Regions from separate parts of the Homo sapiens genome. Here region 1 is linked to region 2. Evidence: chromatin loops called from intact Hi-C (ENCODE). Cell type or tissue: Calu3. All regions are shown on one strand.

What was found. Peaks named below come from ENCODE experiments on the same cell type or tissue, not always from the same donor. Only the 100,000 strongest peaks of a DNase experiment are listed, where the experiment ranks them.
Region 1: it touches region 2 in a loop (9-fold over the local background); 3 of 110 quality-filtered maps call a loop at or near these places.

Annotation. Positions count from the first base shown.
Region 1 is chr20:13,489,339-13,497,338 of GRCh38, forward strand. All of the region lies in intron 10 of TASP1 (taspase 1), which reads right to left. Among named protein-coding and RNA genes, the nearest start is that of TASP1, 150 kb to the right of the region's middle. In Calu3, no CTCF peak of the experiment used is centred here; no DNase peak of the experiment used is centred here.
Region 2 is chr20:13,332,768-13,340,767 of GRCh38, forward strand. It overlaps LOC124904872 (a long non-coding RNA gene), which reads left to right and starts at 4,974. Exons shown (of 3, transcript XR_007067535.1): 1 at 4,974-6,038. It also overlaps a transcript of TASP1 not described here. In Calu3, no CTCF peak of the experiment used is centred here; DNase peaks (open chromatin) are centred at 3,734 and 4,114.

The sequences.
Region 1 (8,000 bases), 160 kb after region 2:
GTGAAATATAGGGGAATATATGGATCTTCAGAGAGCATTAAGTTGAATGTCTCTGCCATATCTGACTAAATCCAACTTTCCATGCCTGCACTTGCATAGCTAAGCCTGAGGCACAGCAGCATGACTGAGGGGTGACATGCATGAGCATCAAGGACCATCCATGGCCACTGAGTGGGAAAAATTAAAAAAAAAGAGAAAAGAAAAGAAAAAAGAAAGAAAACACCATCTGCTGAGGACGGCAGGAGGGAAAGGACAGACCTGAAAACCAAAGGGTACTGCTAGGTAGCCCGACTAGACCCAGTCTCTTCCCAGGCATCTGTTACACGAGGTTTTCTAATTTAAGTTTAAATTTAAAAACCTGCCGCTTTAGCAACGCAATTCAGTTCTCTTTTTTAAGGCTACATCCATTCCTATCATAAATAATATAAAATTACCATTTAACCATTTTTAAAGTATGCAATTCAGTGGCATTAAGTACATTCACACTGTTGTACAACCATCAGCACCATCTAGCTCCAGAACTTTTTCATATTCCCAAATGGATACTCTATGTATGTATATACCATATGTTCTTTATTCATTCATCTGTCAATGAATATATGGGACCAAATGCATTCTTAAACTATATACGTGGCTCTTTGCTGGTGATTGAAAATGGCTCAGAAAACTTTACACTGAAAGAAGACGACTTCTAGCTACTTTTTCCAATTCAAACATGCAACTCTGTGTTGATTCAAACATAATTTCTGATAAGCTCATATACACATATTTATCAGATGCCATTAGCAGCAATACACGAAAAAGATCATTTGATCTGAGAATATTTATTTTAACTGACTTTTTTAGGGGGGAAACCCAGGATATATTTAATTACTTCCAACTACAGAATTTCGTTTTAGTTCATTTGAATAAAAAAAAAATACTTTAATACTTCATATTGTCTGAAAAATGGAGTCCTGCATATTTTAAAACCACCTTTTATCCATCTAAAGAATGACCACTTCCCTCAATCATGTGACACCACTTCAGTGAAGCCACCTTTAAATCATCTGTTTTTGAATTTGTCTGGAATCCAGAAAAAGTTGGCAAAACCCCAAGGAAACTAGAAGAGTTAATTAATAAAGTATCTTTATTTTCCTGTCATCTAAATCCTTCCAACAATGCCATTATTTCTCTAGTGGATACATTAGCTTACATTACAAAAAGCTTCTGTAACTTTACCCATAGGAGAAATCTGATATTTCTGTGTCAAGAAGCAGGGTCTTTTTTAAGAAGAGGACAGCTTGCACATTTTATTTACTCTATTCATTCATTCTCATTTTCTCTCCTCCTTCCCTCCCTCACCCCTCCCACCCTCTTACACACACACCCCTACCTTAAGGCCTATAGGGTAAGGGTTAGTATCTGTTCTGCAGTGAGACTCATGTTTGAATCCAGCAGGGTGACTTTGGGTTATTTAGGGCTCAGTTTCCATAGCTGTAAAATGGGGAATGGGATACCAACTACCTCACAGGGTTGTTTTGAGGACAAAATGAGAAAAATCACATAAAGCATTTAGCATGGAGTTGACCATAGAGTAAGCACTTAATAAATACTACTATGATGAAAATAACCATCTTAAGAAAAATTTTCTACTACTTTGCTGCCTCTCATCCTATTCTCTGTATGTTCCTTCTATTAAAGTGATTCTCAGCTAGCTTAACAATCATCACTGAGAGAGCCTAAAATAGAATTTAAAAGTTTATCCTTTGCCTTGTAATTCTAAATGAAGGCTACTGCTTCAAATCAAGCTAAGCCTTTACATAGGGTAAAAATGACCACCTAGGTAAACCTATCATTATCAAAACAAAACAAATAGTATGGTAAAGATTTCTCTTAGCCTGGCAGGAAACATTTTAACTTGATTATCTAGAGACTGTGGATCATGCTTGACTTTTCTTATTTATTCCTTTTATTTTCCCCAGTATCTAAAATAAAACCTATTTTTATTCTCCAACAGGTTTATTGCCCGACTTAAGATTACACTCCTGCGTTCACAATACTTTCTCTTAAGGCAAGTTAGTAAAGGGGAAAGCAAAGTTTCCCATGATGGGATTTGGCCCCATTCACTTCACTTCCCTGTATCTTGAGTACACGAGTTGATCAGAGTGAACATGAACAGATGCCATGGGTGTTTTATGTTGCCTGACCTTCATCACACATTTATAATTGTTTTTAACTTCAGCTCCAGTGATAGATGCAGCCTTTAAAACAAGATAATTAAATATAGGGATTGTGACAGCCCAACAAAATCATATTGTCAAATTAAGTTTTAGTTCCAAAAGGTAAAAGTAACAAACTGAAAAGCTTTTGCAATAAGAATAGAGAAACATCAAAATTTACCAATTCTTGGCTAACATGTAAGATATATCTTCATTGCATTTCTAGATTATTTTCAATCTTTTTTGTCTTCATCTAATGTAGTAGTAGCAGCAGTGGTGGGATGAGCCCCATTATTACAAAATGAAAATTAAAAGACCTTTATGTGTCCAGTTATTAATGTAGTGTTCTAATGGTTGAGGACAATAATATAATTGCTCCACAGGACCTCAAAATAAGATTAGGATTTTAAAATATAACTCATAATCTCACAGATCTTTCTTATCTGTGCAGACTTTTTGTCTTCTAAACCACTCCCACCTCAATTCTAATACAAAGAGCCCCAGAGGGGAAAAAGTGAAGTTGCATTCACAGCAGAGACACAACCCACATTCCTAGGCAGCCTCCTACAAAAGCACAGGCTCGACAGCAACAAAAGCTCACATTCAGTACCCCTGGCACACCACACGTCTCCAAGGATTACTGATGATTTTGAAGTATTTATGTCATCTTATAAATGCTGCCATTCACTCTCACTGTGGCTAGTGGGCATCTGAAAAATCTTTCAACACATCCCCTCTTAGAAGTCCACAGGGATAGATAACTAATAAGAAAGGGCCTTTCCAAATTTAAAAGGAAACATTTGGTACTTCAGTTTCCAGTATTGCAACATCTCTTTTTCAACAAAGGAATTTATTACACAGTACGTCACCTTTTCCCTGTCAAAGGATTTACTGCCAATTTTGGAGTTGGGTTACTTCTGGTTTTCAAGCCTGTCTTGTGAAATTAAAGAGAGAGCTACCTTAAAAGTGATAGGACACACATGATTTCAGTCTTCACAGTGTCCCTATGGTTATCAAACCTGGAACCTATTATATACAAGGGGAAAACATAAGGAGCTTCATAAAGAGATGGAATAAGTGGTGAAGATGTCTAATCCAGTCACATCTTAAGGTTATAGCTCACCGACACATATTTAGCGTTTCCCAAATATTCAGAGTTCTCTGTAATCCACAACTTGTCTCATACTTTGGTTATTTATTGTAATGTATCAAAAACAACTCAGGCTTTTCAATTTTTTCTGTGATAAATAATAACCAAAAGAAAAACCAATTTTATAATTATCTCCTAGAGATATCATCTCTTACAAAGTAGGGTGTGATTGATATATGCGTTAGCATTTCATAATTATTTTTAATATAGAGAAATATTATCACAGTTATGATTAAACACAGATATCTAGAGCACGGTGCTAGACATATAGTACATATACTAAGTGCTTTATACATATATTAGTTTTTATCACTACTGCCAATTTTATTGAGGATATAACCAAATCACACACTCATACGAAAAATCCCAACTGTCTAAATAAGTAGCTCCATAAATAGGAAAGGTTCCAGTTTTATGAACGCAAATACTTTCACAGATTAAAACCTTTTTGAAAAAAACTAAAACCAAAAAAACAAACAAACAAAAAAACCTTCAACAAACATGAGTAGTGAAAACGCTTCATCCCGTCTACCATGTCAGAGGAAGTGTGTAATTGACAAAGCTTCAGCCACTCTCTTTTCCTTGCTCTTCTGGGTGTGTCTGTGAGGGTGCTGCCAGAGGAGACTGACATTTGAGTCAGTGGATTAGGAGAGGAAGACCCACCCTCAATGTGGGTAGGTGCTATCCAACTGGCTGCCAGCACAGCAAAGACAAAGCAGGGGGAAGAAGGTGGGATAACTTTGTTTGCTGGGTCTTCTGGCTTTTCCCTTTCCTATACTGGATGCTTCCTCCTGCTCCTCCTGCCCTTGGACATCATACTTCAGGTTCTTCAGCCTTTGGATTCCTGCACTTACACCATTGGTTTGCTGGGGGCTCTTGGGCCTTTGGCCACAGACTGAAGGGTGCACTGTCAGCTTCCCTGGTTTTGAGGCTTTCGGACTCAGACTGAGCCACTACTGGATTCTTTCTTCCCCAGCTTGCAGATGGTCTATCCTGGGACTTCACCTTGTAATCAGGTAAGCCAGTTCTCCCTAATAAACTCCCTTTCATATACATAAATATCCTATAAGTTCTGTCCCTCTGGAGAACCCTAATACACATCTCAATGTAGAAATTTACCCAATATTCATTTTGAGTGTTAATACAGGAGATAAAGCAGAACCTTGCTTTCTGTTCTAAATTATTTAAATTTAGTTACCTAAATTATAACACTCTAATTAGAGCATCAGGGACAAATGAACCCAGGGAAGGAGGAAAAAAAATCAGAGGCAACCATCACCAGTAAAAGTGGTATTCTTATCTATGGTGGTGCTGCTAAGATTGTATCACTATATTGTATTTATCTGGGAAACAGAGTATATGTATAAGCATTAGATTTATCCACACCTGAGAACTTCATTAGGAAAGTAGCCATAAAAGAAGCAACACTGTTTGTAATGTTCAGTTGATGCTCTTGTCAATCTTCTATCTGGATTCCTGTTCCATCAGAGAGAAGGATCACATATGAGGAGAACCAGCTCTGGCTGTAGAACCTGAAATGAGTCACTTATGACATCTATGCTTCAGCTTCCTCATTTGAAAAACTAAATGGCTTAGCTTTAATAGTTTTATATTCCTCACAAGACAAAATATTTACCACTGAATGTAGTTTTAGAACTTTAATAACTTGCTGGTTAAAATATAGTTAAGAGGCTTGCAATAGGCAGATGACTTGAGAAAACCCTTTTTAAAAGCTGTTAATTAATGAAAAAATATACTTAGATTAAATTCAATTATAGAAAACTTAATTTTTTTAGGGAGAAAGGGTCACTGACTCACTGACTCACTGATTAAATAATCAACTACTGTATATCTGGGGCTTTAGAATTATCTTGCAAGGAAAGTACTATCATCTCATCTGACAAACAAGAAAAGTGATTTGGAAGAACTAAGATTCTAAGATCCAAGTATTGTGACTCCTAGTAACATGCTCATTCCATAACAGTCACTGCAGAAACCAGGCTAATATCATCACATGAATAAAGGAGATATAAACAAAGAAAATCCAAAGCCCCAAAAATCTGAGAATATGGACAAGATCATAGTAATAATTATCTGCAAATAAGGAGCACAACAGGTTCTGATACTAACACTTAGGACTGTAGATAGTCTCCAATTTTAACCAGAAAGTCCTATAAATAGTAAGTCACCAAGCACATCCCAACAAAATAAAATTAAAGATTTTATTTTGCCTCTAAGCCATGGTGTGCATTTCATGAGCCAGAAAAAAAAAACCAAAGCCAAAATGCAGTTATAAACATCTACAAATATGCAGATGTCATGTAAAATATTTCACTATACATATTGATTATATATGTGGTATAAAGTCCACAAACAGAAAGAACATAAGCAAGACAGTTATACTACACCATAAATCTAACCTATAACTACTGAGCCAGCCACATATATTAAATATTTAATTAATAATTTTCTTAATGACTTAAAATTTAGAAGTAATTTATTGGGGTCATTTTGATCTCTTTAAAAGCTGAAAAGGAAGTTTGAGCCAATGTTATTTCTCAATAAATTCCTCTGTACAAAGGAGAGGCAATATAAATCATTTCATCAGCTTTAAAGCTGTACGCAAAGTTTAAAAACAACATTCAGTATTTAGAGGCCAAATAAAGTACCATAGAAAAAAGTCTTAAATCTGCTCACCAGTCATTGCTTATCCCTTTCTCTATTCAATACAGTATCAAGGGAAGTTTTGAGGGCAGGGAAAGACACACTGCTCTGAAGGAGGAAGGAGAAAATAGTATTCATATTTTATTCTCTACATCTGGGTAGAATTTAAGGAATATCAATACAGAAATTGTCCAAAAGCTGTCTTACCACCAACTAGAAAAATTATCAGATGAAAGTAGCAGATAAAAGAAGAAAGGGGCAAAATACAGGAAGGCCACCTCAAATGAGTTAGGTAACAAAAGACAAATAGACAATATACAATTTGGGACTCTTCAAGGTTTTCATTTGACACTATTACTAAGAAATAATAACAGGAAAAGAAGGAACTACATCAACTTGTATTACTTGTTAAATTTATTTATTTAATTTATTTTAGCCAGCAAGTTAACTTACAGTTTTATTCAAAATTACCTAAGACTGTGCTTCCCAATCTCTCTCAGGTCATGAGAAAAAGATATATCTTGGACTAAAATGTTTCATATAGTCTCAGGAAATTCACAGAATGCCCCATAAAAACCAATACATAGATTCCATAGGGTCTACAAATCCCAAATTAAGAAACCACATGGCTATAATTTTATTTAAAAATCTATAAGCGTATGGTTTTAAACCTGTAGGCTAAGGTTTCAATTTGATTTTGATTTTTTTTTTCTTCCTTGAAACAGAGTCTTGCTCTGTCACCCAGGCTGGAGTGCCCTAGTGCGATCTCAGCTCACTGCAACCTCTGCTTCCCGGGTTCAAGCCATTCTCCTGCCTCAGCCTCCTGAGGAGCTGGGATTACAGGTGCCTGCCACCACACCTGGTTAATTTTTGTATTTTTTAGTAGAGACAGGGTTTTGCCATGTTGGCCAGGCTGGTCTCAAACTCCTGACCTCAGGTGATCCACCCGCCTTGGCCTCCCAAAGTGCTGGGATTACAGGAGTGAGCCACTGCGCCCGGTCTGATTTTGATTTTTAATACTGCTGCTGGACCCATGAACTACAGTGATACTATCATCGCCTAGAGGCTAACATGAAAATTGCAGTAAAAATTTGGAAACTAGATTATTATGTTAAAATCACATTTCCTACTTAAAAAAAAAAAAAGGAGGAGGAGGATCATTGGAGAAATGGCTGGTTCTGGGTCTCTGGGTCTCATAAAAGATGTATTCAAGAGGAGTCTGAGGCATCTTGTTCTACCCAAAAACAAGAAAATTACCAAAGATAGTAAAGTCAAAGATCACAGAAACCAACATAAAGGGGCTCCAGTGCCAAAAGATGGACAATTTTACCAGCTAAAATAATGGTTCTAAATCCTCTAATATGTCTCACAAGCCTCCAAAACAGATCCCTGAAATTTCCACTTCTAGTTAGGATGAAGAAACTTCCAAGAGTCCAGCACTCCCACTGTAATAACAATAGCAAGCCAGATAAGCTACAGTCATGGGTTTTTTAACGAAAATGCACAAATATCTCAATAAACCTAATTCCAAAAAAGATAAGCCTTTCCTATGAGAAAACAGAGCCATGGTCTCTTCTATTCCTAAGGAAGCAGTGGAAAAAGAATAAATGCTGTAGATGAGGACAAGAAATTAGTTGAACTTTAATAAACTTCAAATGACTACATGTGAGCTACCATGATGCATCAGAATCAAAAGAAACCCCATTCACTAAACAAGGCTGAATCCATTCATCAATTCTTTCCTACAGGTCTTCACTAATAGCTCCAAAAATGTAGGGTAGAGCAGGAGAGCTGAAAGATATCCACACCCTGAGGTGCATAAGTTCTTTGGCAAGTGAAAAGCAGCAGCATTTTGAAGTCTGGGGACACAACAAGAGAGCTGAAGGAGAAGAGCCAACCTGGATGCAGAGAGCCATCACTTACTGCAAGGCAGCAGCCACCAAGCAATGGGAAAAGTAAAAAAGAGCTGAAAGAAATCCCTCAGA
Region 2 (8,000 bases):
TAAGGTTTTTTGTTCATTCATGATTCATTCAATGCCATTTTCTTCTTTCTGCATTCAAAGCAAATTCTGGTGTGAACGGAAAGTTTGGCCTTTGGGGCTGTCAGGGCTGTTGCTTGATTTGTATGTTGTGGGTATAACATGCTTCGAGTCTTCCTGAACTCCTGTGCATCGCCAGAATTCCGTGCTCATGGGCCATCATAACACTATACGCAAATGTGCAGCAAAGGAGAGCAGACACACAAATTCACATTTTGTACAGAACTCTTCTGCTTATGTGCATGCTCCGTGGCTCCATCAGACTTCACTTACACAATACAACTTAAAATTATTAACAGCAGAACATCCCACCAAGTGTGGGGCCCTTCTGAGCATGGTCCCTGTGCCACTGCCCATGGATCACATGCCCATGCAGCCAGCCTGGCATGTACGTGGAGAAAGTAACAATAAAGTGATTCTGCACTTTTCATTTGTTTTGTTATTCTACCCACACTTGACTCCCTGGGAAATCTGTGGAATCAAGTGTGACATTTTGAGATCATTAACTACTTGACAGGGGAGGAGAGAGAAATTTAAAGCAAATGTGTCAGAAGTCATACCTGATTAAAGATCAATCCAGAACAAAGATAAAGGCACCTTAGAAATTGCAACATCAGTCAAGAGCAAGATGAGATTTGAGCCCAAATATTTTAGGGAAAGGTCAGTTATGTCAAGGAACACAGAGCTGCTCTCTCCAAAGCATATTTAAATAAAAATATTCACGTTTTTTCCACCTGCCACAAACTCTTTACACTGCCTTCTTTTAAAATGATATAGTTGATGTTTCATACCTAAGCTACGATGTTCAAACTTAAACAGCTTGGTGCCACAATGGGGTTGTTGTTCATGTGAAAAATAATGCCTCGTTGTTCTATCAACAAAAAAGTACATATTATAATGAGTTAAATGTAACATGCCCTTTACACAACATAAAAAGTATTTCTTGCTTCGTTTTTATTACTTTTTTATTTTTGAATCTTTTAAAATGCATCACACACTTACTTTCCTCCTCAACAGTATCCAATTTAGCCTTTCGTTGAAGACTAAAGATTGTCAGGTTAAACATCAATTATGATACTTCCAACTGGATTCAACACGTATTTACTCAGGGAGCACTCACAGGGAGGCATTATGCCAAGAGAAATGGCAATGCTATTCAGTGTTTATGATCCCAACTGGAGAGGAAAGGCAGATGCATAATTTCAAAATTCCTGGCAGAACACAGCAAGTTCCATTATATAAACCTAAACAAGTACCATGGGAACACGTAAGGATGGGGGAGGGAGAGTACATCATGGGAATTTGAGTGGGTCTTGAAGGATAACCTGTGATGGTAAGAAAGGGTGTGCCAAGCTATGGAAGTCACAGGTTTGAGGCAGAAATCCATGGGTGTGAAATAGAGCAGGGTGTTTCACTAGAACCACAGGTCATATATTTGGCAATATATAGAACAGTGAGAGAGAGTGGAACTAATATCTACAAACCACAGGGAGCTGTAGAAGGCTTGGTAAGGGAAGATGGCACCTGAATTACACTTTAATGCAATAATGCATTTTGAAATGTGTAGGACTGTTTGAAACTGTCGTAGTATAGAAACTGTTGTACTATTTAATGTGTTCTTTTAACTGGTTATTCTGTCACCTTTCTCTTTTGGTCTGCCAACTATCTCTTCTTAACGCTATCAAGGTATATGACTCTAGTAGCATCTACATCTAACTTTCTACTAAAATTCTGCTTCTAGTCTACTAAAAGCTTGGATACTAAATAACCAAGATTATTAGTATTATATTTAAATAAGTACACATAGGCTATGAGAAATAGACTGAAATTTACTATTTTTCTAGACTGCTTACTATTTCACTTAGTGAAAAACAAGGATTTGCCTAAGACTAAAGCACATGGGTCTAGTATCCAAAAAAGATTAAAATTTCTAAAGGAAACTTCTGGTTAAAAGTAGAATTGACTGTGACTATTTCTTCTTCCTACCCAAATCTCATTAAAATGACAGTCAAATAATTTTAAGAAACAAATTCATAGACAAGGTCAAAAAGAATGAGAGACCATTTGTCATAAATGTTTTCAACACATTTTTGGAAGGTGAGAAATGGATGGAAGAATGGTAATTACCTTGGCAGAATAAAGCAAAGGGAAAACCAAATGCTTTCAGACAAGCAAGAACAGAGCAGCTTCACTCTGCAGGAGCTCTAAATTGCTCAGTGCTTATAAGCAGTGAGTATTTCAAGAGGAAGATGAGAGCAAGGCCCACTGTGGAAAAAGACATTTGTTGAAAGTCTACCACAGCACAGCTGAGCCCATTAAGTCTCCTCTCTCATTGTGTGCATCCACACAACTCTTTACCAGCTTCCTGGAAGAAAGTTGAAGGTTTATTCTTTGGAGTAAATGTATTTGGGGAGCATGACCAGAGAAGAGCATAGATAAAGCAAAGGTGAAGTAAAAGTCTACTATGGACACCCCCCATTCCCTTCCCTATGCTCCTTCCAGAACTCTCCCCTCACCTATGCACACACACACACACACACACACACACACACACACACAAACACACACCCTGGCAGGAGATTTAGATTTCTCTCCAAATAGTACAAAGAAAAGGCCTATAGATAATGACATTTACTTCCTGATAACCCTATGATGAAGTTTGGAGAAAAGCCCCATCCGTGATTTTAGAGTACCCAATCATAGTGTCTTACTCTTGAATATAAACATACCACCAGCGATCTGCAGAGTCTCCAGCATGAATGAATGAAATCAAAAAGAAAAAAAGAGTAAATGTAGGAATTAATAAAAAATGTTAAAAATAGTATTCATGTTCTCAGATAAGAAAAGATATTGTATCATGCTGTTGTGAGTAATGAACACAGAGGAAAAAAAAAGAGCTCTTGAAAATAAAAAAATATAATTACTGAAATACTTTTAAATGTAATAGAAAGTTGACAAGGTTGAAAAAATGTCCAGAGAGAAGAGGCAAACAGCAAAAGCAAAAAGAAACTAAGGAAAACAAATTAGAGGATCAATCCAACCACCTCCAAGAGAAGTTGGAGGCAGACAGAACAGGGAGACAAACAGAGAGAGGAGAGAAAATTGTCAAAGAACTCATGCAAGAAAATTTTCCCGGAACTAAAAGAATAAATTTCCAAACTGAAAGAGTTCTCTGAGAGTCTAAGACAATAAAAGATGAAAAATTTACACCAAGGTGCATCACTGAGAAATCTCAGAACACAGTTAAAAAGAAGATCTTAAACGCTTCCAGGAAGGAAAAAAACACATTACATAGAAAAGAATACAAATCCAAAAGGCTTCTCAATAACAGTAAGTTTCCAGGGGGCCCAAAGGAGAATGAGTTTCAACCAGGGCTGCTTCCTGGGTGTGCTACCACTGACATCACATAGGGCCCCGCATTCAGAAGGGGGCCTCACACTTGGCTTTAATGGTGTGGCTGCCATTTTGAAATTCTTAATACTTTTATCTTTGAATTTGTTTTGTAAGTAAAGACCAATAGCACAGTAGTGCATGCCCTGAGCAGTCTTGGCTCATGCCCCGTCCTGCCCCCTGCCTCCTCTTATCTCCCAGGGATGGGTTCTTGGCTACCTCCTCCCCTAACGCCACCCAGAGATCACTGCTGCCCTGTGCCCGCAGTGGAAGAATTGAGGTTGGGCCAGCACATCCTACACACTTAGCTGCAAGTCAGGACTCTGATGCCTATGAAGGTCTACACTCACCCCTCAAGTATGCCAGAGCCTGAGGCAGTATAACATTAACTAGGAAATTAGACACATCATGAAAGTTTGAGAGAGACCATCCTAGAAAGGAAAAAGCTTTTTTCCTGTTCTTTGTAAAAAAGACTTTTAAGTATTTATTTTGCATTGGGCTCTACAAATTATGTACCCAGCCCTGATGTCAATGTTTTCTGCCTAAAAAGTGAGATTTTTTTTTTGTATCTCAAAAATCTCAACTATGAGTATCACTAAAGATAAAAAGAGCAGGTACTCCTAACATTGGTTGATGTATAACTACACCAGAATGGTTCCAGTGTGAACCCTGGGCCTCCCAGTTGGGGGATTCCCAGTTTCAATGAGTCTCTTCTGAGCCACACTCTGTCTACTGGATTTGAATGCTGGCATCAGGCATCCAGCCAGCAATGATTTCTGATGAAATAAAACAGTTTCAGATAGGACTAGATGTTTCCAAGGGAATCCATGAGAAGATTTCCAGGTTCGATGTTTTTGATGTATGAATAGAGGCACCAGAATTCAGAGGGATTCTGGGGTTTTGTAACCTCAAGTTAAAGCAAAACCATCTCAAGTGGGGTTTGAGACCCTGAAAATGGCTTCCAGGAACGAGGAGGATTTCCTTCTCTGGGGAATTTTAAGAGGAATATTCTGGCTCACCTGGAAGGACACAGTTTTGACCAGAGGCAACAAGGTGGGGAGACCCAGACAGACTCTCTAAGCCCCTCCCATCTTGTGAGTCTCTGATTTTCAGTTTTTTAGACGCCGAGGTCATTGCCAGCTATGAGAAGAGCCAAGTCTAGACCTTGCCCTTTGAAGTAAGCACTGCTACTTGCTTCACACAGCTCCTCATTCCCAAAGCATTTTATTCTTCCCTGACACCTTCCCCCTCACTGCCACCCCCAAATCTCAGACCTCACTGGATATGGTGACCTGACAACTGCCCTTTACATGGGGATTTGTATGGTAAATTGCCACTAAGAGGCCCCTGATCCACACCTTCCTCACCAATTTATGCTGTCGTGGCTTTCAGACAGAAACTGGGGAATTCACATGTGGCAGGCTTGGCGGTTCATCAGACAGGTTCTATTAACTTGGTCACCAGGTGGTAACCATATTATTTCATGCTTCTTGGTAACTTTTGTGCAACACAATTACCTTTGACAGTTCTTGAGTGGGACAGCAATTTTCAGCAAATGTTTTCGGTAACCAGAGGCCAGAAGGAAAGGAAATGTGAGTGCTTCAGTTAAGCTTTGAGTGTGGCTCTGACAGCTCTTCAGCACCTCTGTCGTGTTATAAATAGGAATTTGGTGGAAATTTAGTACACATGGAACTTACAAAAGGGGGTTGAGCAAGGCTGATGATGGCTTCTACTGCATTTAAGAAAGCATTTGTCCTTACGTTACCAGAAAAGGGTCCTGATCGAGACCCCAAGAGAGGGTTCTTGGATCTTGTGCAAAGAAGAATTCGAGGCAAGTACATAAAGTGAGAGCAAGTTTATTAAGAAAGTAAAGGAATAAAAGAATGGCTACTCTGTAGGCAGAGCAGCCCTTAGGGTTGCTGGTTGGCTATTTTTAGAGTTATTTCTTGATTATACATGAAACAAGGGTGGATTATTTGTGAGTTTTCTGAGAAAGAGACAGGCAATTCCTGGAACTGAGGGTTTCTCCCCTTTTTAGACCACATAGGGTAATTTTCTGACCTGCCATGGCATTTGTAAACTGTCATGGTGCTGGTGGGAGTGTAATTAGCATATAATGAGCAGTGAGGAAGACCAGATGTCACTTTCATCGCCATCTTGGTTTTGGTGAGTTTTGGCCAGCTTCTTCACCACATCATTTTCTCAGCAAAGTCTTTATGACCTGTACCTTTTGCCAACCTCCTAGCCCATCCTGTGACTTAGAATGCCTGACCTCCTGGGAATGCAGCCCAGTAGGTCTCAGTCTTATTTTACCAGCCCCTGTTCAAGATGGACTTGCTCTGGTTCAAACGCCTCTGACATACAGTATAATAAGTCCTACCATGATGAAATTCTTCTGAGCTCCAAAATACAGTAGGTTGCAAGGATTTTCTTTCAGTAGGGTTTCATGCTAAAGATGTTTTGACATCCTTCACACCAATTCCTCATTGCAAAGAATGTGACATTCACGTCTTGGACTTGCTTGAATTTACAGTGCCTTCAGCATTCCTTGAAGATATCCAAGAAAGATGCAGTCCACCCTCCAAGTATTGATTTCTAATCTCAGGAAAAAGGTAAGCAGTCATCACAGATGGGCTGTTCCAAATCTGGTCTTACAGAGTAAGCAATTGAATTGCTTCTCCACACTCCTCACCATCACCACCATCACCAATACACCTACACACAAACACACATGCACACACAAATACACACACCCATGCATGCACACATATACATGCAATAGCCACTTTCTAAGCACAAAACAAAATACCTGCAGTCTCTAATCATACATCATAGGAAAGGAAAAGAGCGATTTGCCCACCAAATCATCAGGTATTAAAGGGATTGATCACACACAATTGGTAAATCTGCTGAGTTTAGGACTGGCAGAGTTGAACACGAGGTCACATGGCCACAAATACATCCTGGAGCATATGCTGTGACTTGAATCCCATTGGCCTGGTACACAGCAAAACTTCCCTTTGACACACCCAAGAGAAGAGTCTGGACTTTGCTCCCATTTCATGAACAATGTTTCACAGGCAAGCTTTCTTTTGATCTCCAGTGACTAGACACATGATATCATCAGCTCTAAATCAAGCCACATTTTTACCCTCTGCCTGAAATGGTGAGGACAACGCCAGCTAATCTGTAACATGTTGCAGATAGCAACATCTCCTGGGACCATCATTTTTCACCTTCTTTATTTGTTTAGCAGCCACTTTGTCAATTAAAGCTGGTGATATTTTCCCCAGACTCAGAGAACAGAATTTTGATTATAAACTTTTCCTTCATATCTCATCCTTACCAAAGTTTGACATTTAGCCATTACTGATTTTGAACGAATTTTCTACATGTCTGGGGGCTTTGTTCTTGCCTTACATGTGATTTTTTTTTGTAGACACCAATAATACAAAAAGTGATCTGCATAGGATATGATACAGAATAACTCAAGTAGACATGGCCTTTCTTCCCCCAAATGAAACAAGTGACAGTATGTCAACCTTTCATAAGTGTTGAACATTCATCTTCTGCTTGGTTTAGATGATGAGAGGAGGGACACAAAAGCCAGGGATTATGTATGTAACCAAGTAGTCCCAGCTCACGCTCAATATGAAAACAGTTAGGTTGAAGTCTTTTGCTTGATTCCTTTAAAAATATTAATAGCAGTCTGGAGTCCTTTTTTCTCTTATTATAGAAACACAAAGTATGTCTGTTACACAAGCATGTCAGGAAGCACAAGCAAGCACAAAGGAGAACAAGAACAAACAACCCATAAATACTCCAATTTTTTCACCTGGCTGTCTCTACTACAGAGTCTGAAAAAGGCCAATACTATCCAGCCTCCTTGCAGCTTAGGTGGGCATATGACACATTTCTAGCTAATGAGACCTCAACAGGGAAAAACAGGAACAAACACAAAAAAACATCTGGGGAGATTCCAGATTCTCCCATCTTCCTTCCTTGATATAAGCTTCAGCTGCTGTCTTGAGACCATGAGACAGTTAGCCAGCCTAGCATGAGGAAGACAGCCAATATATTAAGGATGACAGAGTGGGCCTGCAGGCATCATTGCAACACCGAACCAATGCCAGCAACCTCCTACCTCCAGATGTTTTATCAAGTAAGACAATCACTGCCTACTTATTTCAACGACTACTGATTGGGTTTTCTGTTATATGCAGCATTCTAACTGATACTCCCAACTATCTAACAAAAACTCCATCATACCAGTATACATTATTCAAGTGTGTTTGCTTTTTTTTTTTGCTTAGATTTACCTTTTGGTTATTTTTTTATTTTTATGGATATATAATAGATGTGCATATCTGTGAGGAGTAGCTGATATTTTGACACAAGCATACAATGTGTAATTATCAAATCAGGGTAATTAGGTTAACCATCACCTTAAATATTTATCATGTTTTAGGGGTTATAAGCCTTCCAATTCCACTCTCTTAGTGATTTTGAAATATACAATAAATTATTGCGAAGTCTTTTGCTTTTGCAGAAGATCAAATACATGTCTTTTTGCT